4 separate regions of the Homo sapiens genome follow, and all the other regions are linked to region 1. A link is a loop called in an ENCODE intact Hi-C map of the cell type or tissue named here. Cell type or tissue: psoas muscle. All regions are shown on one strand.

Region 1 (8,000 bases):
CACAGAAAACGTCAGAGGAAGACGAGCTGATTCAGATGTCATTTATTACCAAAAATGTTTACTTTGTTCAAACAGATGCATTCATTGTAACTGTTTAAAAAATACACTCAATAGGCTAACTTTCTAATTTCAACTTAAAAATTCATCAGTAAATTAAGAAATCAGAAATCATACAATTAAAACAAAAATAAATGGTAGAGTTCCAAGTAAGCTTCAGTAATTCAGAGTCCTTAAGGAAACTTCTAGGACTGTGTATGTTGGCAGAAGAGCAAGAACAGTTTTATCTAAAGCATGAGGTTGTAGCTGTTGGGTTATTGTGCTCTACAGAGACAGGAAGGAAGAACGAAAGAGCAGGATGAAATTCACTAACCTTAGACAATAATTTCCTTAAGAAAATAAAAGACAATTCTCACATGACATTTAAATACTTCCTTATGCTCACTTGTATAATACACAACTCCTTCCTTACAAAATGTTCCCTGACGCACAATGAGGGAAGGGAGAAGAAGGCAAAAAAAGCATTTTTAGAATCTCTGTTATAATCTGCATAAGTGTTTTACATAAACTGTCACATTTCAACTTCATAAAAACCCTTGGAGGTTGGGAAGGTGGGGAAATCGAGGCTCAGAGAAGCCATGTGATTACATGAGGTTCAAAACCAGCCCAGGGCCAGTGAGGCTGTAATCTCAAGGTTATACGTTCTTTTTAAAAACAATGCAATGGTTCAGGAAAAAAGAAAAATAGGGTTCTCAACTCTAAAAGTTATGAATGGTTAAGATCATAGGATTATGGAAACTGCAGTGCTATCCTTGAGTGTAGGCACTGGTCATGACCAACACCTGGCACCGCATGAATGGCTGACATCGGACCTCATAACAAGCATCTACAACCAGAAGCCAGGGGATGATGAAAACGGCGTGGTCTTACTTTCAGGCAGGCAGCTGGTTTATCACTTGTTTGTTCTGGACAGAAGAGATTACAGTGACAGAGTAATGGGCAAAACACCTTGTAACACTGCACACTCGGTCTGTGTCCAAGAACAGACTGCAGAACAAAACGGCTTCAATACGTTTTACTACCAATGGCTCTCTCCTAACTAACTTTAATGGCCCCAAGAGTTCAGGACCCTAAGCTGGGATCTACATAATAGGCTCTAGGTCAATTAGCCTGAAGTACCTCGTATAATCTAATCTCTCCTAAAGTACTGAAAGTCTCAAGGTTGCAGAACCACCAGAAGATCTGGAATTCTCTCTACAAAACAGCTAACTGTAGATCTAGGAAAAAAAATGAAATAAAGTAAATGTTCATGGATAACATTCCAATGCCAAAAATAAATAATATTAAATACCATATGCTAGGCACTGAATTAAGCATATATACGCATGCACCCATGTGCATGGGTGTATACATAAGTAATGTTCTACAGATGATGGACCTGAGACTCAGGCTGGGATTTGAAACATAACACCTCCCACTTTAAACATATGTAAGGTGATATGTGTCAATAATTATAAACCATATACTCTTTGACCAAGCAATCCTGTTCCTAGGAAATAGACTAACAAAATAGGTAACATCTATGTAATAATGCAAGTACAATGATGTTCATCCCAGTGTGGTTAACGATTTCTAAATTGGCAACAATCTAGTATTTATCAAGAAAAAATTGATTCTTAATTATAGTCATTCTTGCAGAATTTCATGCAGCCATTTGATTACGCTAATCTATGTTTGTTGACATAAAAAGATGTCCAAAGGTATATCTTAAATGAAATTGCAGGTAGATTGCAGGACAATAAATATGGCATGATTCCAACTTTGTTTTCTGGAGAAATGACTCTTTGAGCTGAAACTGAGGTCTGCTCAGGATGAGAAGAGCTGACACTTCCAGGGGGAAGAGCAACATGGACAAGGGCTATGGGCAAGTGGACAATAGAGAACTGAGGGTGGAGAATGCAAGACAAGGCTGAAGAGCGAAGAAGGGACTAGACCATGCGAAGCACTGGAACCCCGGTTAAAGATTTTAGTTTTTGCCCAAGAAGAACAAGAAGCCACTGAACAGTCTCCATGTCACAGACAAGGCACTGGGGAGCTCAGCTGCCACTCAAGGTTACCCCATGAGTGGGTCGTAGAGCCAGGGCTGGCTGGAGTCTATCTCAAGAGCCAAAGCTTGGTCTTAACCTTCAAGCATAGATTTTTATGGTCCCAGCTTCCTGACCAAGAGCTACTCCTGAGCCTTTCTCTCCTTCATCTGCCTCTCACAGCTTTCCACAAAGTCACAGAGAAAGCCCACCCCTCACCCAAAACAACTTCAACTGGCCTTTTCAATCTGGGTTAAATTAAAGGCTACTGTTTGCATTTCCCAGCTCTATGATTGCTGTGAAAGTTGTACAAGGGCGCCTTAATTTTGTATATGTCTATATGTGAAGAACAAAATTAAAAGTCATTAGACACTCTTCTAAATCGGTATTTGAATGTGTCAGAAGTAATTCAATGGAAAGCTTAGAAAATTCTATATCAAAGTGCAACCTTAATCGAGTCCCTTGAATTTTAATTTGTTTTAGAACTACTGGATTTCAAAGTAAAAAAATATATTTTTAAAAACAAGGTATTTCTGGCCTTTTAAAATAAATAGAGCCCTGAATCTTTGTTAAGTCAATCAAGTTTGATTAGCCTAAAACAAGCAGACTCCCGACCCCCAACAATGATGTCTCAAACATATGTACCACACCCCCTGCTGGCCTCTCCACATTCCCTGTGATTGAATGACCACAACCTAAGAGGCCAGGGCAGAGGGGCAAACATTTGCCTTCCTCCCACAGATGATAGAACCCTTCCTTTCCCCGTGATGCATAAAAGTGCCATTACTTTCCATTTCCTTCACCTTCCCTACTCCAAAACATCTTACTCATTTTAAAGACTTGCAGGATCATGATATAAAAAGTTTAAATTATTTCTCCTAAGTGAGGAAATAAGTAAAAGGTAATCCAAAAGTGGAGCGTACTAAAACCTAATTTAAAGCTATTTTTGGAATATCTTCCTAATTAAATGCAGCTTCAGGTAACAGGAAAACGTATGTGCATCCTGGCTCAGAGAAGAAAATGACAATAGTCAATATATGCTGAGTGGTAGGGACTACATTTTTGTTGTCAAATAATACAAAGTGCATAATTCACAATTATTACCTAATAATATCTAACCATTCCATTCTATGATCATGTGGCAAAGGTGAATCAAGTTAATGGCTCACTCAAGACTCTCAACAAGTTGGTGCTAACAAAGTTGATTTTAAATTTAGGTTCGGCTAAACCCTGAGTCCCAGACTTCAAATACAAGAATACAGCACCAGCTGAAAAATATCTTAACTATTCTTCTTTAAAACTAAAAGCAGATTTCCTCTACCTCCCCTTGCACTCTCACACCAGCTCCCATGAAGACGATCCTCATCACCATCTTGCTTGCTAAACTTCAATTTGAAAAATAGTTACTAATTGACCAAAATACTATGTTGGGTACTGAGAACACAGAGATAAAAGGACACCATCCATGCTCCACAAGAATTGATAGTAGGCTACAGAAGGTAAAACTAGCAGAAAGTAAGCTATAAATGACACCAAGTGCAACAACATATTTAAGCTCAAGGTAAGGAGTAGTACAGAGAACAGACTGATGAACCTCCTGGGGTGCTGGGAGGGTAGTATCAGAAAGCTTCACAGAAAAGATGCTAGGCTGGGAGAGATACAAGTGTAGGGAGAGGCCTTCATGGTGCATGTGGGGATTTCAGGAGTGTACTGGTAGAAAAGTACAATTACCAAACACATCTAATTTGGTAAAGATGTGTTGAAGGCCGAGGTGGCCCGTGGCTGAGAGAAAGCCTGGAGACATAGACCATGGGACCCTGGAGTGATCCCTTACCTCCAAGTGATGTGCACCTCATCTTATAAGTGGCGGGAACTTGTATCTTATCCTATTAATGACAAGAAGCCATTGAGTTTTCAATCAGGGAGAAAAGACAGTACAACTATAGTAGAGTTTTGACAAGATCAAAAGGGCATTTACTGACAATATTTTATATTAGTTTTTCCGCAACTCTAGCCAAATTATTTTCCTTTCGGAAGAAAGGAAAGAAATGGTACACTAGGATTAGAGGGAGCTGAGAGGCTGAATAAAGGCCACCTACCGTAGGGAAGGTCAGCACCTAGTAGGTTACCAGGATGCTCGGGGAGCACTGCATGGACAGATGGAGGAGGAGGAGGAGGCAGTCGGGAGCTTCTCTCAGCAAGTAACACGCCACTTCAGTTCCAGAAAAGCTAGCTCATGCACGCAAGCTTTTGGGAAAAGTTAGCAAATTTCCCAAAGGCAAAAAGGAAGCACATAATATGTTTGAAGACTATCCAGACCTCACAAATCTAACTGGATGTGATTTCCAGTAACAATTAGTTTTCTACAAACTAAATTTGTAGAAACAGTATCTCTTACAATAATTTCAGAGTATGTGTCATTATTTCTAAATATCCAAAACTGGACCTCCAAGTCTGTGAAAGTTTACACAGCTCACTGTCTTTCAAGATCAATCTAAAAATAAAGACATTCTCCCTAAATGGGGATCAGCAAATTACAATTTCCAGAGTGGATCCTCTCAGCTCCCAGTCAAAGGCAACCAGAAAGGAGTCACTTTCCCAGAACATATGCTTTCAAAAAAAAAAAAAAAAAAAAACAACAACTCAATTCACCAAATGAATTGAAAGTAACTCTGTAAGATGCTTTTCCCCCTTGCTCTTTCCTCTACCCTCACCTCTGCCTAATTCACCCCCAGTGCGAACACCAGTCAAGCCACAGACACAGAGCAAAAGGAAAAAATCTACGGCTGCAAGGCTTTTTACAGACTGGTAAGCAATTCCTGTCCAGATTCTTAGTCAATGAACTGTTCTAATAGCACCCCCTAGTGACCAAAAGCTCTTTTCTGACCAAAGGAACTCTCAGTTCTCAAATAACTAAAAAGCAAAGAATTTAAAATAAAAAAGCAGTGAAAACACCAATGAGCTCACACTCTGTGAACGCCTGTCCCTGTAACAGCCCCAGTGAAATCAGTAACTTTAACCTCTCTGGCCTACTGTTCTCTCAGCTCTAAAATAGGAAAAATAATATCCTCAACCACCCTTGCCCTCCTCCCTGTGAGCATGTGAGTTCCTCAATGAGATTTATTCCCAAGGCACATGGTCGGTTTTAAGCGAGAGGATGGGAAAAGGAAACACAAAGTGGAGAGAGGACATGTGCACTCAGGCCGATGTGGATCACTGGGAGTATTTTATATTAAACCCATAATATGCACGGTAACTGCGGAAGTGGGTCCACTTCTCCTTCACTGTTATTATTGTACATGTTGACTCTCTTCTACCCGTATTTACCAAGCTCTAAGGAGAACTGCAGAAACCAAAGAATTTTCTAAAAATAGCTTGAGACCACAAAATACTGGAAGCTCTCCAATCCCATCTTCAAAATTGAGATGTTTGTTTCTGACACGAATTATGTAAAATGCAAATGGTAGATTGCTTTGATTTGCTAATAGAAAATATAACTTAAAAATAGTAATAGTGAAAAGTCGTTAAACCATCACCCTTCAATCTCCTGCCCAGTAAAGTAGCACCCTAATTGACTAAGGTGTCTCTTGTTCATGGCTCAGTAGGGACCTAACACCCCTTTGATCCCTCAACTCCAAGTCTGAGGCCTTCGACAAAGCCAAAACTTTTGCTCAGTTAGCTTTCCACAATGGCACAGACTTAAAACCCATTGCTGCCCTCTACTGGGAAAACTTGGAACAAAACTAACATCATTCCATCAAGCATTTGAAATCACTCTCTCTTCTCTGCTTTAATGATAATGCATAACCTTCGATATTTTATAAGTTAATTATAAGATTCCAGGAGGGGAAAAAAGCAATTCTGTAGAAACTCAGGGTAATTTTCCCTCTTTATCGACTAAAAGAAGAAACTAAATGGTAACAAACTGGGATACTGGCTTTGGACTGTTAGGACATGATGATGCAGTTGGCCTTGGTTAAGGCTCGACCTCCTTAGGCCTTAATTTTCAGGCCTGTACACAGAAGCATGGAAAACTAGGAGATATTTGTGGTTCTCAATTTTAAAATCCTGTAACCCTTTAGGGATAGCTTAACTCACTTTTAATAGATGGTTTTTCCTTTTCTGTTGGTATTTCAAAATATTTATAGCTTTTTAAAAATCATTCTTAATAGTCTAATGTATCTTATCCTCTGGCCTAACCTATTTAACATATCTTATACTCAGAACTTTACTGATTGTTGTATGGCTGCAGTAATTGAGATAAATGTGACGTAAGCATCTAGCAGGATGCATAAAGGTGCACAATAAATATCGTTTTTCTCTCTTCCCCCTTCACATGTCCCCCATCTACCAGCTTCATGACCTTTCCCGTAGCTGTAGCACAGATGCTATGCCCACATACCAAAGCGCTTATTCTCTATTACTCTTTGAGTTTTGCATGTCTTGTGACGTTTGTGCGTTCTTCACAGAAAGGTGAGTTTCACTGTCTGTGCTATGTCCTTGTATCATGTGCACCTGAGTGCCCACTACTGGTAGCAGTGGTTGTAATGGAAACAGCTGTTCTAGCAGCAGCAGAAATGGGAACAGCAGCAGGGGTGCCCACAGCTGTGGCAGCAATCATAAATGTTACAAAAACAATCTGGACTATAATAACTATAGTAATAAAAGCAATATATGTGATTATTAAAAAATTTTGCTATAACCTGTGCCACTTATTATTTTGTCCCAACCACTATTATATTATGTATTACCTAATTTAGTCCTCCCAAACATAGCTATTATTACCATTACCACTTCATGAGTGAGAAGCTGAGCTTCTGACGGTATCTAACAACTGTTGATGCTAACCAAACTCTCACTAGCCATCTCTCTCCCCAACATAATCTCCAAAGCCTTTTTGTCACCTCCTTCCCTCTACACTTGCTAGAACCCTGGCAAACTTCCCAGATTCCTGCAATGATGCCTGCAGCATCTCCTAGTGCCTGTAGCATCTCCTAGTGCCTGTGAATAGCACAGACATCCTCCTCACACAATTTAAATGGTGGCCGACTCACTCTGAGAATGACAAATACGCTCCCATTTTCCTGTGTACACCACTTAACTCTGCCTACCTTCTCCATCTATATTTCCTTCCTGTCCTCTCCGTTCTCTTCTTCTTCATTCTGAGGTATGATTTGGTGGAAAGAGCATAGATTGAGAATAAGAACTGGAGTTCACTCCTGCTTATTTGGCCATGTGACTTTGGGCAGGTCCTTTTCACCTCTCACATTTCCATCTGTAAAGTGTGACAGTAACACCTGCTCTACCTGTCTTCAAGAACAATTGTTTGGGACAAATATGGAAGCATAAATGAAAGTGATCTGAAAGCTGTGAAAGAATATTGGCTGTGTTTGTATTTAATTCTCACTACTCTTAGGCTCTTCACACATACACGCCCCTTCTCAGGGCAGGGAGGGTTTACTGTAGTGAAAGAAAGCCCTGGTTCTCACCCACTGCCAGCACCTTGATGGATCGGAAAAGAAAACATGAAGACAGGTGAATAGGCAATGGCAATGAACTAACTACTGTAATTATTTTCCTTCTTTCTGTAGGCATCCATAGGCTTTTCCTCCATTTCACCCAAATTAACGGCAATGCAGAAACAACCTTCAATACCCATCTGCACCCCACCCCACCTACAGGACACTCTCTTCACTCCTGATTTCACTACATACTTCTAAAATGTCCAGTCTTCCGTAGCCACAATAATCATTCTCCTTATTTACATGACAATCACACTGCCACTGCTGACTGAGCACCTGCTATGTGTCAAACACGGCACCAGACATCCTGCACAGATCATCTCTCATCCTCACAGCAACACAATGTAAGTATTGTCAGCTCTGCCTTACAGGTTAGGCTCAGAGAGATTAGGCAGCT
Region 2 (8,000 bases), 850 kb before region 1:
TCCTACGTAAACACAAACTATTGACATTCTATAAATATAAAACCAAAATGCAATCTTGGAAACTATTTCTTTTCAGAAAGACTAACAAATTCCCTCTTGCTAGTATGTTCTTAATAGATATCTAAGACCTACATTGCATTAGTTCCCTAGGGCTTACATAATTAAATATCACAGACTGGGTAGCTTAAACAACAAAAAATATATTTTCTCACAGTTCAGAAAGGTGGAAGTACAGGGTCAAGTTGAAGATAGGCTTGGTTTCTCCTGAGGCCTCTCTCCTTGGCTTGCCAATAGTCACCTTGTTGAGGTCCACACATAGTCTTCCCTCTGAGCACTCACACTCCTAGTGTCTCTTTCTCTTCTTATAAGAGTACCAGTCCTTTTGGACTAGGAACCACTCATTGGACTTCATTTAACCTTACTTGCCTTTTTAATGGATGTATTTCCAAATATAGTCATATTGGGGTTTAGGGCTTCAACATATGAGCTTTGTGGGAACACAGTTCAGTTCATAACAAACACATACTTTTACCCGATTAAATGAAATACTATGAAAGTCTAGCAAGAAAATGGCCAGAGCTACAGAAGTAAATTTTTTGTTTAAACTGAATTACTGCACTTTACCCTTCAAATATTCTGAATGACACAGCATTATTTCTATAATCATTTATAGTAAGATAACACAATAGTTTTCATGCAGAAAGAAATAATTCGTGAAAACTCATGACATAGTATTACTGTATAGTTTCTTAGTGTCAGTGATCCTTTTAAAGAATGTGACTCTTGCTTTACAAAGGTCCTCTTGTTGGACTCTTCCTACTGAATCTTGGTAGCCTAGTCCCCTCTTCAATTATGGTAAAATTTAAGATTAAAAGTAGCTGCTGTGCACACCAGGGAGAACAATGAAAATAATGATTGTTCTGATTTTTCATTTAATCAACAAGCAATTTTGTGCCCTCATCTTTTTTTAAAAAAAATTTTTAGGTACATAGTAGGTATGTATATATGTATGCAGTACATGAAATGTTTTGATACAGGCATGCAATGCGAAATAAATACATCACAAAAAATGGCGTATCCATCCCCTCAAGTATTTATCCATTGAGTTTCAAATAATCCAATTATACTCCTTAAATTATTTTAAAATGTACAGTTAAGTTATTATTGACTATAGTCACCCTGTTGTACTATCAAATAGTAGGTCTTATTCATTTTTTCTAATTTTTCATACCCATTAACCATCCCCCCTTCCTGCTACTACCCTTCCCAGCCTCTGGTAACTATCTTCTACTCTCTATGTCAATGAGTTCAATTGTTTGATTTTTAGATCCCACAAATAAGTGAGAACATGTGATGTTTTTCTTTCTGTGCCTGGCTTATTTTACTTAACATAATGACCTCCAGTTCCATCCATGTTGTTGCAAATGACTGGATATCATGCTTTTATATGGCTAAATAGTACTCCATTGTGTATATGTAACATATTTTCTTTCAAGAAAACATTTTTAAAAAATTTTTAATCAGAAAGAGGCATTGTATTATGATTATTGGCTGCATCACCTTTCTTGAATGACATGTAGGAGTTTACAAATTCAAATATGCAAATACAATTTTATTTAGTAATGGTTTCGCTCTAATTATAACAAAATCTTCCAGCTAAATAGCAAGCTTTAGGATCTAAAATGTAGCTAAACACACAAATCAAAAATTCAGTGAAGTTTTCTTATTGTTGCAGTCAGTGTATTATTTTTCTAAAGCTGTCATAAGTAAGTACCACAGACTGAGTGACCAAACAGAAATTTATTTTCTCACAATTCTGCAAGTCGGAAAAATCTGATATCAAGGTGTTGGCCAGCTTGGTTTCTTCTGAGGCCTCTCTACTTGGCTTGTAGATAGTCATCTTCTTTCTGTGTCTTCCATGGCCTTCCTCTATATGTGTCTATGTTCCAATTTCTTATAATGTTCCAACTCATATTGGAGTAGGGCCCAGCCTCATGACCTCATTTTACTTTAATTACTTCTTGAAAGACCCTATCTCCTTAAAGAGCTGAATTCTGAGATGCTGTGGCTTAGGATTTCACCATATGAATTTGCGGGGAACACAATTCAGCCCATAACTGGTAGTAACCATGTTTAATCTTTAGGGTTTTTTAAAAAATACATGGCTATTAATGTTATGTAACAACTTCCCATAATCTTTTCTTGGGATTTACGTCACAGAACTATGTAATATATGATTTGTGTTGTAAAAATTAATATTTCCATAAACAAAATTATGTTATAAAGGAATGAAGATGGATCCATGATTGACCAAAAGCTGTTCCACAGGAGGCTGTGTGATGGCAGAGCATAGCATATAAGGGGTTTTGCATTATTTATTCAAGACTAGACCTTCCAATGAATCTTGTAAAAATGTTCTATTTCCCATAAAATTGTGCTGAATTGTCTTTTTTGCAGCTTCCACACAATCAATCCTTGCAACAGATTTGGGGCTCTGGGCAACACATTCTTTGGATTGGGACAATAGTTTTCTCACAGCAACACATTCTTTGGATTGGGACAATGGTTTTCTCAAATTACAATAAAACTGACAAATGCAAACTTACCACCCACTCCCTAATGCACAACCATTTTACGCATCGGGAATATTTTCTCCCAAGCTAACAATTTTCTATAAACATCTCTAGAATAATTTCTAAAGACATATTAATTTTTCAAGAAACTGAAAAATAGAAAAACAATACTTTCTCTGCTGTGTTTTGATAGTTACTGACTACTGGTTACTATCCAATTGGGAAATGGAAAATTTTTTCATTGCCAAGAAAAAGAACTTACAGAAAGATAATCACAGATGTTAAAGTAAAAGAGAAGTGCAATACATTTTTTTCTTCCTGGAAATGTTACTGAGAACTGAGAGTGACTTCTAAATCTAATGTAAAAGTTTTGAATTCTGAAGGTATTAATGATAATACGAAATCTTACGGTAAAAAAATCAAATGTAATGGAGATCAGAAATAGGCAGCAGATACAATATTTATATTCAAAATAAGAGCCATGAGAACATGTGAGAAGTGCTGAAGAGTACTAAGCCTCAACCCTCTAGAAATCAACTTTAATAGAAGACATGAAACATTTTTTGGTAAATATTGTCTAAAAATGATTTAACCTCAATAATGATGGAGTCCTTTAAAAGTCTAATTTAAGCTACCTGACATTTACTGTGGATGTTTTTCCCAAAAGATATTATGAGAAATTTTAAAACTTTATATATTTGTATGCAAATGAAGTGGCAGAGGGAAGATAACGTAGAATATCTACAGTGTGGTCATTTTCCTCGACGTAGTACCGATTTATAGAAAATAAAATGGATGGAAAATGGATAGAAAGGCTGACAAATAAATACTATGGCATCACCCAGTCAACAGCCATTCCACAAGCATTTATGGGACCATTTGAATGCACTGGAAGAGTGATTAAGAAAACAATAGATAAATTATGGTATCTTTTGTGTAAAGCTCTCAGACAAGGAAGAGACATTCAAAACATAAAGTGAAATAACTCAGTACAGTTAATGCTTATGAATGTAGGAAATCCAAGAAAATGGATAGCCACCGAGTCCTGTTAAATTGGAAGACAGCAGAATAATAGTAAACAGGTGGAAAAGTGTTTTGGGTTTAAATAATCAGTCTTCACTTTGTCATAATTTACTTAGTTGTAATTATGTGATTGTGGATTCTATGATACACAATCAAGATTCCTCTTCAGGAATGATTTACTGCCACATATGATCAAAGCGCTGGCCCCAGAAGGGTATTAATTATCAGCTCCCTGCCAGGATTGCTTTAGCTAAAATAACTGACTTTCCAAGGTGGACTATTTTCGTTTTTTGTCAATGGAAGGACAACTCAGCACAACTCTTAAGGCTCACTGTCACTCCAGCTCAGAACTCCCTATAGAATTGGCTGAGGGTGCATCTCAGGTCAGCTTCTGCCAAATCATGCTTCTTTCCCTTCCCTTTCTTTCCCTTGATACCAAGAGCATGCTCTAATAAACCTCCTACACATTAATCTCTGGCTCAGAATCTACTTCTTGGAGAACCCAACCTGGACTAACTGGTATTAGGAGTGGCCCAAAAAGCAAAGACTTGAATGGTATCTTGGAGCTGAATTCTTTTCTGCCTGGCTGGCAATGGGCACAAGGTGGCAGTGCGATTGTTAAAATTCTCAGCAGTGGTACACTAGCATGACTTTACTGGGTGAAGCAAATGCCTAGCTGGTACCATGTATCAAATATCTGAGACATGCAGGGAAAATAGCGATTACGAAGAAAGTGGAACTCGGAAGTCGTTGCTAAATGCTGAGAAAAAAGTTAACAAAAAGATGAATAATTAAATCAACAATTAAAAGTAAGAGTGGCTGAGCTCCATGGAAAGTTAAACTCCCTAACACAGTCAGGGACTTTTTTGGGAAAAAATGGGATTTTGAACATGGATGGTTGTATGTTGGTTGATACAACCAAAAATATTAAAATAGCAGATTCCTCTGAACCTACAGAAGTGGCCTATTCCTCTCTTTATTATTATTATCGTTGTTGTTGTTGTTGTACTGCAGCATTATCACCTACACTTTTACTTAAAGATGCTAAAGATGCATCCCCCCCAAATCAACTGGGTAGTTCTGCTGGTCTTTGTGGGCCTCACACAAGCATCAGCACATCTGCTGGGAACTGTGTTCTAGGCTCTGCTTGGTTGGGGCACATTACCTGGGACAGCTCTACCCTAGGTAATTTCATCATCCTCCTGTGACCTGCAAGTTACTCTGAGCATGCTCTTTTCATGGCAATGGAAGAAGTAAAGGAGAAGAGCAGTGACACACTAGGCTCAGAACTGGCACACAGTTTACTGCTGTCTCATTCTAATAGCCAAAGCAAGCCTTATACTCGAAGAAACAAAGTGAGACAGCACTGCCAATGTGTGTGAATGCAGGGAGTCGTAAAGAATTGAGGCCATCAGGGCAGTATACATCATAATTATTTAAAATCAATGTGTTTTATTACAATACTAGTTCAATATACAGTTAACTTTTTGTCTGTTTCACGATGTGGCTGGGTTGTGCTGTAGGATAGAATTTCACATAGGTGCGGCCCATGTTAAAAGGCAGATAAATCCCACCTAGGAAGAGACCAGTAAATGATTCAAAGTTGCTGAAAACAGATAACATGCACACCAAGTTCAGGTGCTAGAGTATTTACTTACAGCAAGACAGAGAGAGTACACAAGATTCAGGCCCTTGCAATGTTAAGGCTAGTAGGTCCATTTTGAAGATGACAGTGGCCCTTTGGCTGCGTGCACCCCACTTCTTGCTGCAGTAGATGGATCCAAACCCTTTTCCTGCAGTGTCCGAAATACAGGATTTGGGGGAAGAGGAGGAATGTGCTGAAGGGACACAGATAAACACATAACTAAGCAGTTCTGAGAAAGGTTTTCATGTGTCAGATATAGAGGGAACGGGGATGTACTGGCTGAGCTGTTTGCATGCAATTAAAAGCACGAGTTAGCCAGCACATCCTGTACCTAAGACTCTTTGGAAACACAGTAGAGCTGTTGGGCTATACTTGGACACTTCCCTCACATTATCATATCAACTTAATATCACTTCTAATAAATGAAAACTTAAAAGGCTCAAAGACGCAATAATTGGTAATGACCACTACTGTATTCACCATCTTTTTTGCTGCATGTTTTGTAAAATGGTGACAGATTTTTATTTACTAGTCTTCAAGGTAGTCCAATAACCCCTGTTAAATCATTTCCTTCAGGAGGAGGGCAGACTGGTTAAAGAATACTTCTGGTGAAAACACCTTTCTACGTTGTTATTTGTCCATATAGAAGTTTCCTTAAACAAAAATTAACCTAAAAGACAATTCCAAAATAATTCATTATTTTCTGAACTCTATCTAACCTAAAATATTTATTGCTCAATAAAAGCTTCAATGGCTTTTAATTGAGATGATATATAAAACATAATTAACACTAGAAATATCTAAGAACAAATAATGAAAAAAATTAGTAAATGCCATTCCCTAGCTCATTAGCTGATTTCTTTTCAATCTTAATCCCTGAATTTAATATTGTGTGTGTGTGTGTTTGTATGTGTGAATGTGAGCATGTATGTGTTCAATAATGTCCAAATTATAAAACCATCGATATTAACAATTTTCAATGCTGTCCAGCCTGTTTTTAGCAAGCCAACATGTTCAATCTTCATGCTATCAAAATCACCAATTCTGAATACACATTTGTTATAAATTAAAAACCTTAGTTGGATAAATATATATCATCAAGTGAGTAATGTTTATGTTACCAGTTGCCGTTCAGATTATTCAGTTTACTCCTCTCAACTATGTTAATACCTGCATTGATTTGTTGTTGTTAATGTAGTCATTGTGCTTATAAGCAAATGTACATCCGTTAACATAATTTCCTATAACCACACTATAGTTGTTCAAAACATTTTACTAACCTCTGTTATCAACTATACTATTCCTAGCAATTTTATTCACATCCAAGGCTTCAATTATCTCTTTAATACCAGTAGCTCCTACATGTATATTACCTTCTGGGAGCTCTGTTCTGAACTCTAGAATCATATAGACAACTGCCTACTTGATAGTTTCTTATGGCTATTTCAAACGAACCTTAAGTCCAACAAGTCCTGATCAGAGTGTCACCCACCTCTAACCTCAAATTTGGGTCTCTGTGAGCATTTTCTTAGACAATCTAGTTGCTAAAACCAGAAAACCAAAAGTCATATTTTATACCCTAATTTCTTTCATTTATTTACAACTTAAATCTTGTACCAAACCCAGTTGATTTTTACTAAACATCTCTGACTCTCACTTTTCCTTCCTAGCACATAGTACATTTGTAATTACACATGGTCTTGCAAATTATTTGATTAATACCAGTGACATCCCCTTACCCCCGATACGGTTTGGCTCTGTGTCCCCACCAAAATCTCATCTTGTAGCTCCCATAATTCCCACGGGTTGTGGGAGGGATGCAGTGGGAGAAAATTGAATCATGGGGTCGGGTCTTTCCTGTGCTGTTCTCATGACAGTGAATAAGTCTCACGAGATCTGATGGTTTTAAAAAGGGGAGTTTCCCTGCACAAGCACTCTTCTCTTGTCTGCCATCCATGTGAGAGGTGCCTTTCACCTCTTGCCATGATTGTGAGGCCTCCCCAGCCACGTGGAACTGTAAGTCCAATAAACCTCTTTATTTTGTAAATTGTCCAGTCTCGTGTATGTCTTTATCGGCAGGGTGAAAATGGACTAATACAGTAAATTGGTACCAGTAGAGTGGGGCACTGCAGAAAAGATACCCGAAAAGGTGGAAGCAACTTTGGAACTGGGTACCAGGCAGAGGTTGGAACAGTTTGGAGGGCTCAGAAGAAGACAGGAAAATGTGGGAAAGTTTGCAACTTCCTAGAGACTTATCGAATGACTTTGACCAAAATGCTGATAATGATATGGGCAATGAAATCCAGGCTGAGGTGGTCTCAGATGGAGATGAGGAACTTGTTGGGAACTACAGCAAAGGTGACTCTTGCTATGAGTCACCTTTTTGGCAAAGAGACTGACGGCATTTTACCCCTGCCCTAGAGATTTGTGGAACCTTGAATTTTGAGAGAGATGATTTAGGGTATCTGGTGGAAGAAATTTCTAAGCAGCAAAGTGTTTGAGATTTGACTTGGGTGCTCTTAAAAGCCTTCAGTTTTATTCATTTACCAAGATATGGTTTAGAATTGAAACTTATGTTTAAAAGGGAAGCAGAGCATAAAAGTTCAGAAAATTTGCAGCCTGACAATGTGATAGAAAAGAAAACCCCATTTTCTGAGGAGAAATTCAAGCCGGCTGCAGAAATTTGCATAAGTAATGAGGAGCCAAATGTTAATCCCCAAGACAATGGAGATAATGTCTCCAGGTATGTCAGAGGCCTT
Region 3 (8,000 bases), 390 kb before region 1:
TGATAAATATTCTGTAATGATGAATCCAGTGTTTTTCATTTATTTTTATTGTTTCTTCAAATTATCACCCTTGGCTGTAGTATTCTCTCCAAATTGCTTTTGTTGAAGAAATTTATTCTGTGTAAAGAGGATAAAGGAGTCAACTAATTAGTCTTCTCAAATGTTAATTCTAGTACCAGTACTCGTTTACTTGGAATCTTTGTATAATGATCATAGGCTTTGAGGTAGGCTATAGTATAAATGCACTGTAATGTAAGTATAAATTCCATTTGTAGTTGAGAATTCTCTGCACAGATACTCCGAAGATAATGAATCTATGTAATACTTTACGGACTGAATACTTTTTTCTCCTTTTGACATAACAGTGAATTACAAATTATATAAACAATTGACTGCTCTTCTCAAGCAAAGTCAAGAGGCTGCAATTACCCCAAGAGAAAGACTTTAGTGTCTTTGACCTGACATTGACCACAGTTTTCAACTTTCCAAATGTACTGAATAAGTAGAGAATATCAGATATTCAGAAATCTTCGTTCCTTTTGATTAGCTTTTAATTAACTTTCTATGTCCTTTAATGAAGATTCAAGTTTTTTTATAATCATACAGAGTTCATGACTCCTGCGTATCCTTAATACCACTGAAGCCAGAATTTTACATAATAATTGGTTACTTAAAATGCAATAGCATGGTAGACAAACCATAAGCTGATGGCTTTGAATTAGCGTGGTCTTTGATAAGAGCTTTATTCCACTGCCCTGGGAATCATATGCTTTAGGAAAGATTTGTTTAGAATTGGACAAAAATCAGAAGTAGTAAAAGCTCAAATTCCTAAATCAAGTGACATGAATTTTAGTGAACCGGGGACATAAAACTGAATTGGCCCCAAAATTATTTCTTCCTTTGGCTTCTATCTCTACTCCACTGTCACCACCTCCAAGGTAACCCAGAAAAAAAGTGTAAAGGAAAAGAGAAAGTTCAATGATAGATGAGTCCAAAATTATTTTATTGAAAGGTCTAAATTCCTTACAGGTAAAAATTCTACTCTTTCCTGAAATACTATAATTTTCTGTGAAGATAGTCTCAAAGTTTTCTGTAAAATACCACTTAATATCACTTAACTAGTGTCAGCAGTCACTATTTTGGGTTGATCTTTTCTAAGGTTGTGATGAATTTCACTGTAGAACTTCATAGCAAATATAGTTTATAGGACAAACAAAAAGAAATAAAGCACAGCAGGTGACATGTTTAAACTACCTGAGAGAACAGACTCTACTTAAGAAACCTACTCTGTTTATGGCTTACATTGGAATGAATGTTAGAACTGGTGATTATTGATGCAGTCTTCTCATTTAGTAGATGTAAAAACTAAAGAGGAGTGAAACTACAGGACTTAATGAAAATTTCAAAGCAGAAGTTTTGCTTTCATTAAAATAAGCCCAACAATAGATGTATTTTAAAATGCTGTTATTTATTAACCAGAAATTTGACATATACTTCAAAATATTAAGATTTAATTCATTTAAATATTTTATTTGAACATATTACCATTCTCAATTTATTTTCTTTCTTTCCTTTTTTTTTTTGTTTTTTTGAGACAAAGTCTCACTCTGTTGCCCCCAGGCTAAAGTGCAGTGGTGTGATCTCAACTCACTGCAACATCTGCCTCTTGTGTTCAAGCAATTCTCCTGTCTTAGCCCCTCGAGTAACTGGGACTACAGGTGCATGCCACCACACCCAGCTAATTTTTGTATTTTTAGTAGAGACAGGGTTTCACCATACTGGTCAGGCTGGTCTCGAACTCCTGACCTCAGGTGACCCACTCACCTTTGCCTCCCAAATTGCTGGGATTACAGGCTTAAGCCACCGTGCCTGACCCCACTGTCAATTTATTTTCATATATTTAGTTTGAACTTCATCTCATTAGCCTAGTTTGCTGAGATTGGCCTATAGTCATAAGTCTTTTTGCTCTGAATATAAAGCTTAACAGTATTGTTTACTGTTTCCTATAAATTACACTCTAGTGAAATATTGAGTGACAGTTTTTACATTTGATACATCTAAGTGATGAAGATTCAACCAGTTACCTAGAGATAACATTTCAAAATGGAATATTTGGCACCAACATCAATAGAGACATTCTCCTTGCATTTATGTTAAATTTGTCTTCAGTCAATTCAACCATGCCTGGTTGTGCAACACTCTCTTTGATTCTTGGTTTACTCCAGAGGCTGAAATGTAAGTGAATATTGTAATGCCCATCAATATTATCTACAAGGCTTATTCCAAAGCTTAAATCCAGTCCACAGTGGAGGGACTCAGAGTCCTACAGGGGAAACCTCACATGCCTGATGAGCCAGCCCCACATCAAAACAAGTAAATAATCTAAACACCCCAAGGGCAGCGCTAGTATTTCCCAGACAACTTAACATCTACAAACTCGGAAACCAAACGTATTTGTTCACCTTTAAGCTATTATTAAAGGACTGGTTACTTATTCAGAAGAACTTGAATTCTTATGCCTCTATAGTAGTTTTGTCAAACTTTTTGATCTCTGACCCTTTACTCTCTTAGAAATTATTGAAGACCCAAAAGAGCTTTTTACTATATGGGTTATATTTATCAACATTTACCATGTTATAATTTAAAGCTGATAATGTTAACATCTTTTATTGAATTTTAAAGAAGCAATACATTCATTATATATTAGAAATAAATCATATCTTTTTAAGAAAAAAGAGAATTATACTTTACAAATCAGCGAGAAGATGACAGTGGCTGGCCCAAAGGAAAACAGCTGGTTTCTCATATCTGCTTTTGCAATCAATGTGCCATGATCTGTTATTTTAGTTGGAGTGTAAGAAAAAAATTCAGGCTTCATGGAGATACGCAGTTGCAAAAGGACCTCCTCAAATAGTATCAGAGACCTACAGGTGTCCAGGGACCACACTTTGAGAATCACAGCTCCAGAAAAGACAATACCTTTTTCCATTCAGTGCTTGGAGAACATGACCACTGGAGAACCCCAGTTTTATTATTCAGAAATGACAATGAGACTCATTTGTCCAGAAGAATGTAAAAACTATTAAGTCAAACACTTCATTGTCAGAGAGGTTCCTATAATACAAATCCTGTATGTTCCAGCAGGGGCATTTTAGCCCACAGCTCGCTCCTGTATTCTGATGTACTGCCCTTCAGCATTTTGAACTTATAAAACCCTAATGTCTGTCATCTAGAAGCCTCAAAACTTGGAGGACAACTGTCAATTCAAAGCCATATATGAAGCCCATATTTCTACCAGTTCTTGTCCTAGAAGCACTGACTGGCTTCTATACTCTTGTCCCAGTTCTAAGACACCATGGTACTTTGCAACCAAGCCAGTGATACCTTGATATATATTTTGTGTGTGGTCCTGGAAGTGCTTGGTTGAGTCATGATTATTTGGACTTTGGCAGTTCATTTTCCTCAGGAATAAATGTTGCATCTCTGGAAACCCTGAACTAATAATGTTAAGCCAAATACTCCAAATTTCTTATCTTTTATAATAAAATTTCTTGTCTGTTCCTAAGGTATGTAAGTTCAGTCCCTTCAGTTTTTAGAAAACAGAAGCTAAGAAGGGCTAAAATACTTTCCCAAGGGTACACGGAAAGTAGGGCAGAATTTAAGTCCACTTCTTTTTGGACCCTTAATATAAGTGTGGTTAGACTGTCTAATGGACTGAAATAAATATGGCCCTGGAAAAATATACCCGAAAACCCTCTTCCACACTCTGACCTCATCTAGTTGAAACATTCCACAGTTGACCCCATGAACCCCAAACTCCAGCATCATAGTAGTGTTCAGGGAGATGAAGACCTTCCTGACAGAACCATGTGTTAGTTCAGGATCTCTAAGAAGGAAGGGTAACCCTAAGTCAAACCAATTAAAGTGACAGTTGACTTATTTCTCTGTATAGAAGAACCAATTCAGAAGACTTCTGTGCAGATATTATGCCACTGCTGACCTATATTTTAAAATATTTATGGGATTAAAATTTTCTCTGGTGTTGGGGATCAAATATGCTTTAACAGATCTTGGGCCTTTAAGACAGAGATATGTTGGTTTCTCCATAAAATCAGTTCGATAAGTCTGAGTTGTCTCCTTTACAGGCAGGAAGAAATGGCTTCCCTTGGAGCTATCCATGGAACTTATCTAAGGGACTCATGTTTTTAGCCTGCTTCTCCAGCTTAGGTCTGCCCTGCTTCCAAGTATTTCTAGCACACCAAGCTTCTTTGTGAGTCTTGCTATGACTAGTTTTTGAAATGGAACCTATGTTTTTCAAGCCCAGAGGCCTTACACTGCAGGTTAATATTTCCAGTCCTACCCTCTACCTATTCATCGCCTTCTTTGTGCTAGCCCCATCTTTGCCAGGAATCCGCCCACCTGCCCCTTGTCCAGGCATATTGCCCTGCCCAAGACAGAGACTGACTTAAAGAGTAACCAAGACTAACCTTAAAAGCAACCAGTAAGCATGATTTAAGGATGATTGGAAAACATTTCCTGCCCCCAAAGTATTCCTCCATTTTAGACTTGGAATGTGACAATCCTCCTATTTGGGAATGTAGCAACAAAGAACAATGTGACTGGATTTGCACAGGGCACCAGATTAAATATTTTATATACTTTGTCTAGTTGACATTCACAACATCTCTATGAGATAAAAATCATTATCCCCAGTTTACAGTTGAGGGAATCAAGGCCCAGAGAAATTAATAACATGTCTAATTTAACACAACTGGTATGTAGCAGAGGCAGTTTCACACTTCAGTCTAACTGGCTGTATACCCAGTGCTTTCTGCCTTGCAGAATAGAATCTGAAATAACCTCAAGCATCCTTAGATTCATTGTTGTTTACATGTAAGCAACATTTGGCATCTGGCCTTTAATATCTCTTTGCTTTAGGCACTTCATCATTTTTATGTCACATGCTCATTCACCCTTGACCAAGGCTAGGGAAGATATATGTTCTTTGCAAACTGACTGATTGAGTACAGGTGTAAAGCTATGTCATGAAAAACCTTTGACCCCTTTCTTTGTCCCAGGTAACAGGCAATTAAATCAGAGTAGTTTGCTTCAGGCCAGAAGATCATTGACCAGTACAAGGCATCTTTACTTTTTTTTTTAGCTTAGAGATACCATTAATGTCACAGAGCCCCGTAGCCAAAACGAAGGACAGTTTTGCAAATGATGGATTTAACCTTTGTCTTTTGGAAGCTAGATGTGATTATCTCCATCAGCTTTTGTTCACACTCTTATAGCTCATTTTCTAGTGTTTTAATCTTCAGTCGTTCTAATTTCAAAGTTCCAAGGCTCAGAGAACTAACTCACTCTGCATTAATAACTAACTTGGCCAGCCAACTAGTTAGATAATCGCTTCTTCTAAAGACCTGAATTTAATCACATATAAGATAATACGCATTGGCTCCTAGGATTAGAAAGAAAATAGACCTTTGGGGTGTCGGGCACTGTTTAGCCTACCACAGTCCATCTTCTGATTCCCAAAGATTCATGTTCATTCCACGTGCAAAACCCATTCACCACATTCCAGCATACCTCAAAATCTCAACCCATTACTGCATCAATTTAAAATTCATCCAAATCTCATCTAAATATCAGCACCTAAGAAGTCCAAGATGATTTAGAATTATCATCAAAATCATTGAAAATAAGGTATATTTGAGAGGCTGGGTACATTCCATCCTACGGCAGAATTCCTCTCCTTGTTTTTCCTCATAACAGGCTCTTTATCAAGACATCTTTCTTACATTCGGGGTTGATATTAAACTTGTGAGGCAAATCAAAGAACTTCCAAGGCCTCACAGGAATTTTTTATTTGGCTAGATTCAGTTTCGTTTTCTGCTTAATTGTATTACAAATGGATGAAAGTTAAACAGCTTGTCTTGAAAGTCAGCTAGAAGCTTTTGATACATTGGTGTCTGAATGAGAGTCCTTCATGTTGTCTGAATCAGTCACACTAGCTTCTTCTGGTTTTGAACCTTCTGCAATCTAGTCCTGGAGATTTGGCTATTTCTAGTACCTTTAATCGCAGTGTCTGCCATGTGACAAACACAATCTTCTGTATACACAATATTTTTCGTGTCAAAGCTGCACCAGGCCGGGTATGGTGGCTCATGCCTATAATCTCAACACTTTGGGAGGCCAAGGGGGAGCGGATCACCTGAGGTCAGGAGTTTGAGACCAGCCTGGCCAACATGGCGAAACCCAGCCTCTACTAAAAATACAAAAATTAGCCAGGCATGGTGGCACCACCTGTAATTTCAGCTACTCGGGAGGCTGAGGCAGGAGAATCATTTGAATCTGGGAGGTGAAGGTTGCAGTGAGGTGAGATCACGCCACTGCACTCCAGCCTGGGTGACAGCGTGAGACTCCATCAAAATAAATAAATAAGTAAAGCTGCACCAAAATGTATTTTAAGACAGATTGACAAATAAAATGACAATTAGAGGTACAAACAAGTGAAAATTAAATATATATGGCTATACCATTACAAATAACTGAGGTGAGACACAGATAAACAGAAACTTTTCTTTTATAGCTACATTTGCTCATGCAGGCAACCTTTTATGTCACGACTTTCTGATCTGCTTAGTAACTGTTGACTTGTTTGGGGGTTTGTTGTGAAATATTTCCCAGTTTCATGAATGTTAAAAAGCAAACCTTATGTATTGTAGACTTAAGATTATGTGGTATTTCCATATCATTAAATATCCTTTCATAGAGTCATTTTTAATGATTGCATATTGTTTAATTGTATACAGACAACCACTTTTTATTGAATATTTAGGTTTTTTTCAAAATTTCTCTAATTGGGGCTTGCAGTATATACCTTTGTACTGAAATGGAGTTCAGATGTTTTAACATTTATTCCAGAAAGTATCTTACTGTGAATTAAGAAGATACCCTGGATTAATACACAAATGGAAATGCTTTTTTTATCTCAGATTCTGACATGTTTTCTTCTTAGCCCTTATTTTAATGTATTGGTTGAATAAGTTGACTGTCTATCCCATTAAGTCATGATCACCTTACACATATACTTGTTTGTTATATGTGTTTCAGTACACTGGAAAGAAAGACTTCAGGAAGAAGGCTCAGCCCTGGTGAACTGTGAGGGAGGGAGTGGGGATGATGGGGAAAGTCCTGGACCATGAGTGAGTATCAGGGAAAGGCAGTCTTGCTCACTCACAGGGACACCTAAAAATCATTAAGGGGTAACTTGTTGAATGAGCAGGTGAGGACAGGTGCTAACAAGAATGATGGAGGATGGTGGAAGACAAACATTGTCTGCTTCTTAATTTACCCTAGGGATTCACCTGAATGGCACACTCATTACTATGCTTCCCCTGCCAAAGGGCAAGTACAAATAGTTAACACTAGGACGATGTCAAGGAATTAGAGAAGAGCTGTGGGGAAATGGAGGAGCACATAGGTCCCTGAAACACCAGCTCAGAGATTGAGTGTTCATAATTATGGAAAGGCGATAATAGCCTAGAATTATGTATAATGTCACACCTCACCAGGGCCTGCAGTGGGAACTTCTGCTGTGAGTAAAACTTGTCAATTCTGTGTATTTCTTCCTCTCTCTATTATGTAAGATTTTTATTTAAATCTTTAATAAAGTCTGGTTTCATTCTTCAACGTGTTTCCCTACCAAATTTTAATGATACATTTCTATCAATCATCACATCCATCCGTCCTTTCTAGTGCATTCCCAACAGTCTCCTGTTTCCTACCCACTGTCTGTATGCTTAGACTCAAAATAGATTCAAGCAGAACCAAAAGTCATGTGAAGAAGTGAAGTGGCCAAAATCCCTTTGATAAAAGCATGAAAAGAGCTAAGGGGCATCCTGTTGACCTGCCAAGCTGCAGGTGGTGGCCAAGCCCACCACAGGTCTTCCTCCTCCAATTAGACCCATTTCTCCTTCATAGGGGGAATTCCAGGG
Region 4 (8,000 bases), 1.6 Mb before region 1:
CAATAGCCCCAGAGAGTTTACAATACATAAAAGTAAGCTGGGTGCAGTAGTGAATGCCTTTAATCTTAGCACTTTTGGAGGCTGAGGTGGGCGGGTCCTTTGAGCTCAGGAGTTTGAGACTGGCCCGGGGAACACAGCGAAATCCTGTCTATACAAAAAAAACACAAATTAGTTGGGCATGGTGGTGCTTGCCTGTAGTCCCAGCCATTCAGGAGGCTGAGGTGGGAGGATCGCTTGACCAGGGAGGTGAAGACTGCAGTGAGCTGTGTGTGACAGTCTGGGTAACAGAGCAAGACCCCGTCTTACACATACACACAAAAGTATGTATCTGTTTGATAATAAATCTTACTACATAAAAGACATTCTGGAATCATATCATTCAAACTTTGCTAGTAAATTAGAACCAATGTTTACATTTTTCTCTGTATTAATTACTCCCTTTTATGCATATCCTAAACTAGGATTTTCACTTCAAATTGTTTTCCACCAATATCCCTACTTGTAATCTAAATATTTGATTTCTTGGTTGTGTTGAATTGATAGATGTTTATCTTTTCCCATTTATTGTACAGTTAACCTCTTTCTCGCTACTACCCAAAACCTTTGCAAGGTTGATTGAATATATATTTACATAATATTGGAAAGGATTTATGTCTTGGTATAATTTAATATCAAAATACAACAGATAGGAAAAGTATCCTATATTCTTTATATAATATTACTAATGCTATGCAGATAAATTGGGAATAATTTCAAAGTATCTTCTGACTGTACCTGTTAAATGATGTGTGATTAGCAAGTTTTAATCCTCAAAGTAATTTAAGAAACAAACCTACCTGCCAGACATCACTTTCACCTCCATTACACTTACTCAGGGAGAATTCTCACAACCCAAATAAAGTTTTGCTTTCCCAGAAGCTGCAGAGTACAAACTGATGGGCTGTGATCTCACTAGATGATCCCAAGAGAATCTGTTATTCCTGCCTGATAGTATGAAAGCATAGACCTTATGAGTATCTCAAGTCATAGATTTAAGCAAGACCTCTAGAATCTAGAACCTAAAAGAAGGAGCAGGTATCCATTTAAAATGTCCCAGACAAATGAGCCTTTTTACCTTATCTCAGTTACCTCCTGCCACCATTTTTTCAGTTAAGAATGTGTCTTTGTGCTTGTGTTATTCTTCTGATGTACAGTTGAACATTTGCACTGGATGAAAACAAGAATTGGTAGCCATTCTTCCTTTAATGCGTTTGTTCTTACATCAATCATCACTTTATAGTTAGACTTCGTTATGTTAAACCATTCATTTAAGGGGTGACTACCGCTGACCCACTTGTAATTCATTCCACAGTCTTTTGAAATTTCACATTGTCTCTTTAGGTTCAGTTCCAGTCCATTTCATGGTCAGACTGTAATGTCTTAGTCTCCCATGAGCTTCATTATAGGCCATCATTTAAAAAGTCCTCTTAAAGAGTTGTCAAATAGAGAGGAAAACAGCATGTTTTAGAGTTACTCAGCTTTTGCGTATACTCTAGGCAGATGGTAACATTCCAGAAACAATCTGGACTTGTGTTCAAGTAGCCTTGGGCACTTACTATAGTTTCTATGGTTCCTATAATCAGGGGGTTTGAGTGACTTTAATTAATCACTCTTTCTGCCTTTGGGAATTTAACCAGTTGAAGCCTGACAAAGAACCAGGAAGTATTAAAACAGGCTCAGAATTCTTACAGTAAAGCTGGATTGATGATTACGAGAGGGTCTTGCTACCTTTATTTTGAGACAAGAACTTGACATCCTCCCCTCTCTGACCTGTCCACCGTATTGCAGGTAGATATGCAAGACCTAAAAGAGACCCTGCTTCTTTAGCCTACGTCATGGAAATTACAAGCATGAGTATTTGCTGTGTCTGGACACAGTTCTCTTCAAAGCATGAGAGAGAATTGGGTCCATGCTGCCTGGATTATAATGCTGGGGTCCTACACTCATGGCAATGTGATTCATGGAATGGCAGATTCTCAACTGGCTTCTCACTTCTTCTACCATGGGACAAGGCAGGAAAGGAGGATGGGAAGAAGTACACCTTACTGGGAAGTGGAGTGGAGATGCCTCCAAAGAAAAATGGATAAGAGAAATAATCCCCTGCTCCCAGGAAAATACCCTTATGTGCCAGACGTATGACACTCTGGACTTCGCAGTATTTCTATAGAGCTGTTAGAAGTTGTTCTAGTACTGCCACCTTTCAGCTACAACTTTGGGTAAATATATTCTATTAGGGTTCTCCAGTGGGACAGAACTAATAGGATATATGTATATATGAAAGGGAGATTTTTAAGGAGAATTCACTCATATGATCATAAAGGGAAGTCCCACAATAGGCCATCTGCAACTTGAGGAGGTAGGAAGCCAGTAGTGGCTCAGCCTGAGTCCAAAAGTCTCAAAAGCAGGGAAGCTGACAGTGCAGGCTTCAGTCTGTGGCCAAAGGCCTGAGAACCCCTTGCAAACCACTAGTGTAAGTCCAAGAGTCCAAAGGCCAAAAAACCTGGAGTCTTATTTCCAAGGTCGGGGAAGTATTCAGCATGGAAAAAAGATGAAAGCCAGAAGACTCAGCAAGCCAGCTTATCCCATCTTCTCCTGCCTGCTTTGTTCTAGTCATGCTGACAGCCAATTGGATGGTGCCCACCCACATTGAGGGTGGGTCGTACTCTCCCAGTGCACTGACTCACAAACACACCAAGAAACAATACTTTACCAGCTATCTAAGCATCCTTCAATCCAATCAAGGTGATACCTGATATTAACCATCACATATCTTAAGTATCTAAACCCCAGTTTCTTCACCTGGAAAATGGCAATAATACTGGTAGGGTTGATGCGGATATTATTATTTTATTAATTTAAATAGGTTTTCCGGGAACAGGTGGTGTTTGCTTACATGGATAAGTTCTTTAGTGGTGGTTTCTGAGATTTTGGTGCACCCATCACCTGAGCAGTGTACATTGTACCCAATGTGTAGTCTTTATCCCTCACCCCACTCCCACCCTTTTCCACAAGTCCCCAAAGTCCACTGTATCTTATGCTTTTGCATCCTCACAGATTAGCTCCCACTTAAGTGTAAGAACATACGATGTTTGGTTTTCTATTCCTGAGTTACATCTCCAATTCCATCCAGGTTGCTGCAAATGTCATTATTTCATTACTTTTTATGCATGAGTAGAATTCCATGCTCTCTCTCTCTCTCCATATATATATAGCTACATATATATAATTATATATACAATAGAAATATATATAACTCAAATGTTAATCTCTTTTGGCAACGCCCTCACAAACACACCAAGAAACAATACTTTACCAGCTATCTAAGCATCCTTCAATCCAATCAAGTTGACACCTGATAGGAATGTGACATATATAGCTATATACATTTATATAATTATATATAGCTATATATGAAGATATATAAAGACATGTGACATATATAGCTATATATATATAATTTAATATATATCATATTTCTTTATCCACTTGTTGATTGATGGGCATTTGGGCTGGTTCCATAATTTGCAATTGCAAATTGTGCTGCTACAAATAAGTGTGTGCAAGTATCTTTTTTGTATAATGATTTTTCCTCCGGGTAGATACCCAGGAATGGGATTGCTGGATCAAACGGTAGACCTACTTTTAGTTCTGTAAGGAATCTCCACATTGTTTTCCACAGTGCTTGTACTAGTTTACATTCCCACTAATGGTGTAAAAGTGTTCCCTTTTTACCACATCCACACCAGCATTTATCACTTTTTGATTTTTTGATTACGGTCATTCTTGCAGGAGTAAGGTGGTATTGTATGATGGTTTTGATTTGCATTTCTCTGATCATTAGCGATGTTGAACATTTTTTCATATGTTTGTTGGCCATTTGTATATTTTCTTTTGAGAATCGTCTATGCATGTCCTTAGCCCACTTTTTAATGGGATTGTTTGGATTTTTTCTTGCTGATTTGTTCCTTGTAGATTCTGGATATTAGTCCTTTGTCACAAGCATAGATTGTGAAGATTTTCTTCCACACTGTGGGTTGTCTATTTACTCTGTGGACTGTTTCTTTTGCTGTACAGAAGCTTTTAAGTTTACTTAAGTACCATCTATTTATCTTTGTTTTTGTTGCATTTGCATTTGGGTTCTTGGTAATGAAATCTTCACCTAAGCCAATGTCTAGAAGCGTTTTTCCAATGTTATCTTCTAGAATTTTTATGGTTTCAGGTCTTAAATTTGATCCATCTTGAGTTGATTTTTGTATAAGGTTAGAGATGAGAACCCTGTTTCATTCTTCTAAATCTGGCATTGCCTGACTTGTTTTTGTCTACTATTTGTATGCAATTCCCAAAATAGATGTATTGAAATCTCAAGTATACTTGAGCACTAAGAAGAGCATAATATGACCTCATTCATGCATATGTAAATTACCCTTAGATGTGTGTGACCTCTCTTATTCCCAAGTGTTATTGCCATGCCCCCTTATATCACCATCACGTTCTTATTTTCACCAAATCAGGGTTTCCATTGCAAACCTTCCTTTGTTTAAAACTGATACTTGAATGAGTACTTCTGTTGACTGGCCCTGTACATATTTGGCTAATTCCTTAGATCTAAGAACGGCTTCTCTTGCACGACTGTTTTTCCGGATGGCAAACAAGAAACACAGCAGCAGTCTCTTGACTGTGCCTGCTTTGAGTCCGTGCACAGCCTTATGCCAGCTGCCTAATTTCTGAGTCTTGCCCATGACGGATTAGTTTTCACTTCCAAGACCTTATCCCACCATAGAACACTAGGTGGCACTAAAATCACACTGAATGGTTCTCATAAGGGCCACTGATATTGTGGTGGTGTTTTTTAATCATATCGATCTCAAATTCTGACTTTTTTTTTTCTGTGCCATTTTCTTAAGCCTCATATGTACACCACACTTCACAGTCATTTGTAATCAACTGCAAGTTTCATATTGCAAAAATAGAAAGAGAAGAAAGTTGAAACAGCAGAACTATCAAGCTTATTTGCCCACGCTGCTTAGGTGTAACTGAAGCCAGGAATCTGAGCTCCACAAAGTATAAATTAACTTCAGATGAAGTTTGGAATTTGTTTATTAGTCTCCCAATCTTCATGGCCAGAATGGTTTAGAAAGCTTCCAAAATATGATTTCAGTAAAACTTAATTTGATCCTTTCGGAATTAGTCATTTAAATTTCAGAAGAGTCAATTGGTGCAGGTTCATTGCTTATGTAGTACGATGTAAACATTCAGCATTACTCACACTTTTTGGAGGGAATCTGGTTTAGAAATATTTTTCCCTATATGAAATCATAAATATATTCTATCATTTAACAGTTCATTTTTTCATACTAGGCCTTTAATCTGCAATGCATTTTTTAAAGTCTAGTGAGAAAAAAGAATTTGCTGAGGGAAAAAGTCTGTGGAAGGAGTTGAGGAGCACGGGGACATAGAATGTATTAAAGTGTCTATCCTGTCTCACAGGAAGATAGATATTAGTAAATGGAAAACAAAAGTTGGAGGGAGAGGCAGCAACCAGAACACATTTGAAAACAATGCATGAATTTAAAACCATCAAATGAAATTTGATCGCTGTAAAGTGCAGGGCAAGAAAGGAAAAAATGAAAAAAAATATTGTAAGTAAAAAATAAAAAGTAACTTGGCAAAATATTTGTTTTAGCCAGATTGGGATGCCATAACAAAACACCATAGACTGGATGGCTTAAACAATGGGAATTTACTTCTCACAGTTCTGGCGGCTGGGAAGTCCAAAATCAAGGTGCCCATCAATTCAATTCCCCAGTGAGAGCCCTCTTTCTCACTTGAAGATGCTACCTTCTCGTTGTGTTCTTTCAGGGCAGAGAGAGGAAGCAGGCTCTGGTGACCAAGGACACTGACTCCATCATGAGGGCTCCACTCTCCTGACCTCATCTAAACCTAATACTTCCAAAGGCCTCATCTCCAAATATAATCACACTGGAGGCTAGGACTTCAACACATGAATTCTGGGTGGGAGGCACAATATAGTCCATAGTTACTTTGTAGATAGTACAAAGTAACTATATATTTTTTTCTATGGTAATGTAGTTTTTAAATGTTCTAAATGGATTCAGCTCACTAATTAAAAGACTGGAATTCTAAAATTATATACATATTTAAATATTTTAGCATATATATACATTCATATATAATTAAATATTTAATTCATATATAATTAAAATATATATCTATTTGTATATGATGCATATACATAGTATTTATGTAATATCCATTAGGTATATAAATATATATTAGACATTATATATAGTATGTGTTTTTCCTTTTTTTCTTGGCCAACATAGTCTAATATTGTATATAGTACAGATTTTAGACAAGCAATGCTAACAGAATCAATGAAAAATTAAGAAATGCTATAAAACAGAAACCAATTTAGCAAATATGCACAGTTTTTATTAAGAAAAAGATTGTTATATTGAATTGATTAGAAGGATTTGAATAAATAACAAGGTATATCACATTCATGATGGGAATGTTATAACAGTAAATGTTTAAAATATTGAGAATTTTCTCTCAATTAGCTTACGAAGTCAACATAATCTCAAAAAAATATGTTGGTTTTGTGATGTATATAACTGATCCAAATTTTTCATTCCAAACTTTATGTTGAATACTAAACCCTAATAGATTGCTAGGTTCACTTTAAGAAGATAAATGACAACACTGTTCAGATATTAGGACATTTTGTAAAGCTATAGTTGTAAAACTAATACCATCTTTATACATAAAGAAACAAGTCGATAAATGAAGCAGAATAGAAACTTTAGAAATGGATGCATGCACTTATGAGAACTTGATATATTATGAAGATGACACTATAAATCAATGGTTAGAAGATATTAGGAAAATATACTCTATAAAGGAAAAACACAAACCTGGATCTTTCTTATACCCAATACAAAAGCAGATTCCACATTATAGAAAAAGCATGTGAAATTAACACCATAAACAAAGAAAAGAAAATTATTAATAGAATAGCTTTGAGGACTATGGGCAAAAAAAGACTTCTTACACAAGACTACAGCATAAAGAAGCCGACTGTTAGGATGTGTCCAGATGTAAAGTTTTCTGTTCACTGAAGGATATCATTGATAAATGGGTAACCTGTTGGCTAAATTTAAAACGCATAAGGGATTGTTATCCGAAATAGAGAAATAACTCCTGTTAATCAAGAAAAAGACAGAAACTTCAATGGGAAAAAAAGGACCAATGAAAGAGACAAACTACCATAGATCAGATTTCTTCCCATAGCTAAACAGTATACAAAGAAACTTCATATTTATAATTATACAAATGCAAATCAAGGCAGTGAGTCATTACTCTTATCAGAAAGACTCTAATTTAAAAGGATAAACATAACAATTATTAGAAAATGTGCATAGTGTTAACTTTCACTCACTTGTAGTGAAAAGTAGTCTGGAAATATTTTATACATCATAGAGAAATTCCGAGAATCATATACAGGTAGATGATGATAAGGATTATGGTATTGCTTGTGGTGACAGTCATTTGGTGGCAATCTCATGATTGGTGGCAATATAATGATGTTTAAATGTAGTGGATGTTTATTGTGGTTCACCATGAAACACTAGAATAAAACAACATGTGTTCAGCAACACTGAAAGATCCCTTATCGGGGTCTGGATAAGAAAAGTAGAAAACAGGATGATATTTTCACCACACAGGTAAATTGAAAATACATATATCCACAAAACATATTACATATTTTAAAAAGCTATATTCAAGGGCATGCATCAAGCAAATTATCTTTGAGATGAGGGGAATAAGAATAGTGTTCATGAAAGAAAGACAAAAATAAAAGGATGATTGGCAGAGATTAATGACGGCAATGTGTTTTTTAGTTTTAAAATATGATTAACTCAGTGATTTGAAACTGAGCT

Evidence for each region. A loop is a pair of places that touch in the nucleus more often than their neighbours do. Peaks named below come from ENCODE experiments on the same cell type or tissue, not always from the same donor. Only the 100,000 strongest peaks of a DNase experiment are listed, where the experiment ranks them.
Region 2: it touches region 1 in a loop (6-fold over the local background); 20 of 110 quality-filtered maps call a loop at or near these places.
Region 3: it touches region 1 in a loop (2.7-fold over the local background); 2 of 110 quality-filtered maps call a loop at or near these places.
Region 4: a loop joins it to region 1, with 5 times the contacts of the local background. A loop is called at or near these places in 57 of 110 quality-filtered maps.

What each region holds. Positions count from the first base shown.
Region 1 is chr2:168,113,907-168,121,906 of GRCh38, forward strand. All of the region lies in intron 10 of STK39 (serine/threonine kinase 39), which reads right to left. Among named protein-coding and RNA genes, the nearest start is that of STK39, 130 kb to the right of the region's middle. RefSeq lists an enhancer at 2,456-2,995. In psoas muscle, CTCF peaks have their summits at 4,973 (motif pointing left) and 5,833 (motif pointing left); no DNase peak of the experiment used is centred here; H3K27ac peaks cover 668 bases.
Region 2 is chr2:167,260,383-167,268,382 of GRCh38, forward strand. No RefSeq gene overlaps it. Among named protein-coding and RNA genes, the nearest start is that of B3GALT1, 29 kb to the right of the region's middle. In psoas muscle, a CTCF peak has its summit at 4,215 (motif pointing right); no DNase peak of the experiment used is centred here; H3K27ac peaks cover 1,499 bases.
Region 3 is chr2:167,721,956-167,729,955 of GRCh38, forward strand. The region is part of intron 3 of B3GALT1 (beta-1,3-galactosyltransferase 1); the gene reads left to right. Among named protein-coding and RNA genes, the nearest start is that of B3GALT1-AS1, 220 kb to the right of the region's middle. In psoas muscle, no CTCF peak of the experiment used is centred here; no DNase peak of the experiment used is centred here.
Region 4 is chr2:166,534,726-166,542,725 of GRCh38, forward strand. The region is part of intron 1 of LOC124906087 (a long non-coding RNA gene); the gene reads left to right. Among named protein-coding and RNA genes, the nearest start is that of SCN7A, 44 kb to the left of the region's middle. In psoas muscle, a CTCF peak has its summit at 4,835 (motif pointing right); no DNase peak of the experiment used is centred here; H3K4me3 peaks cover 790 bases.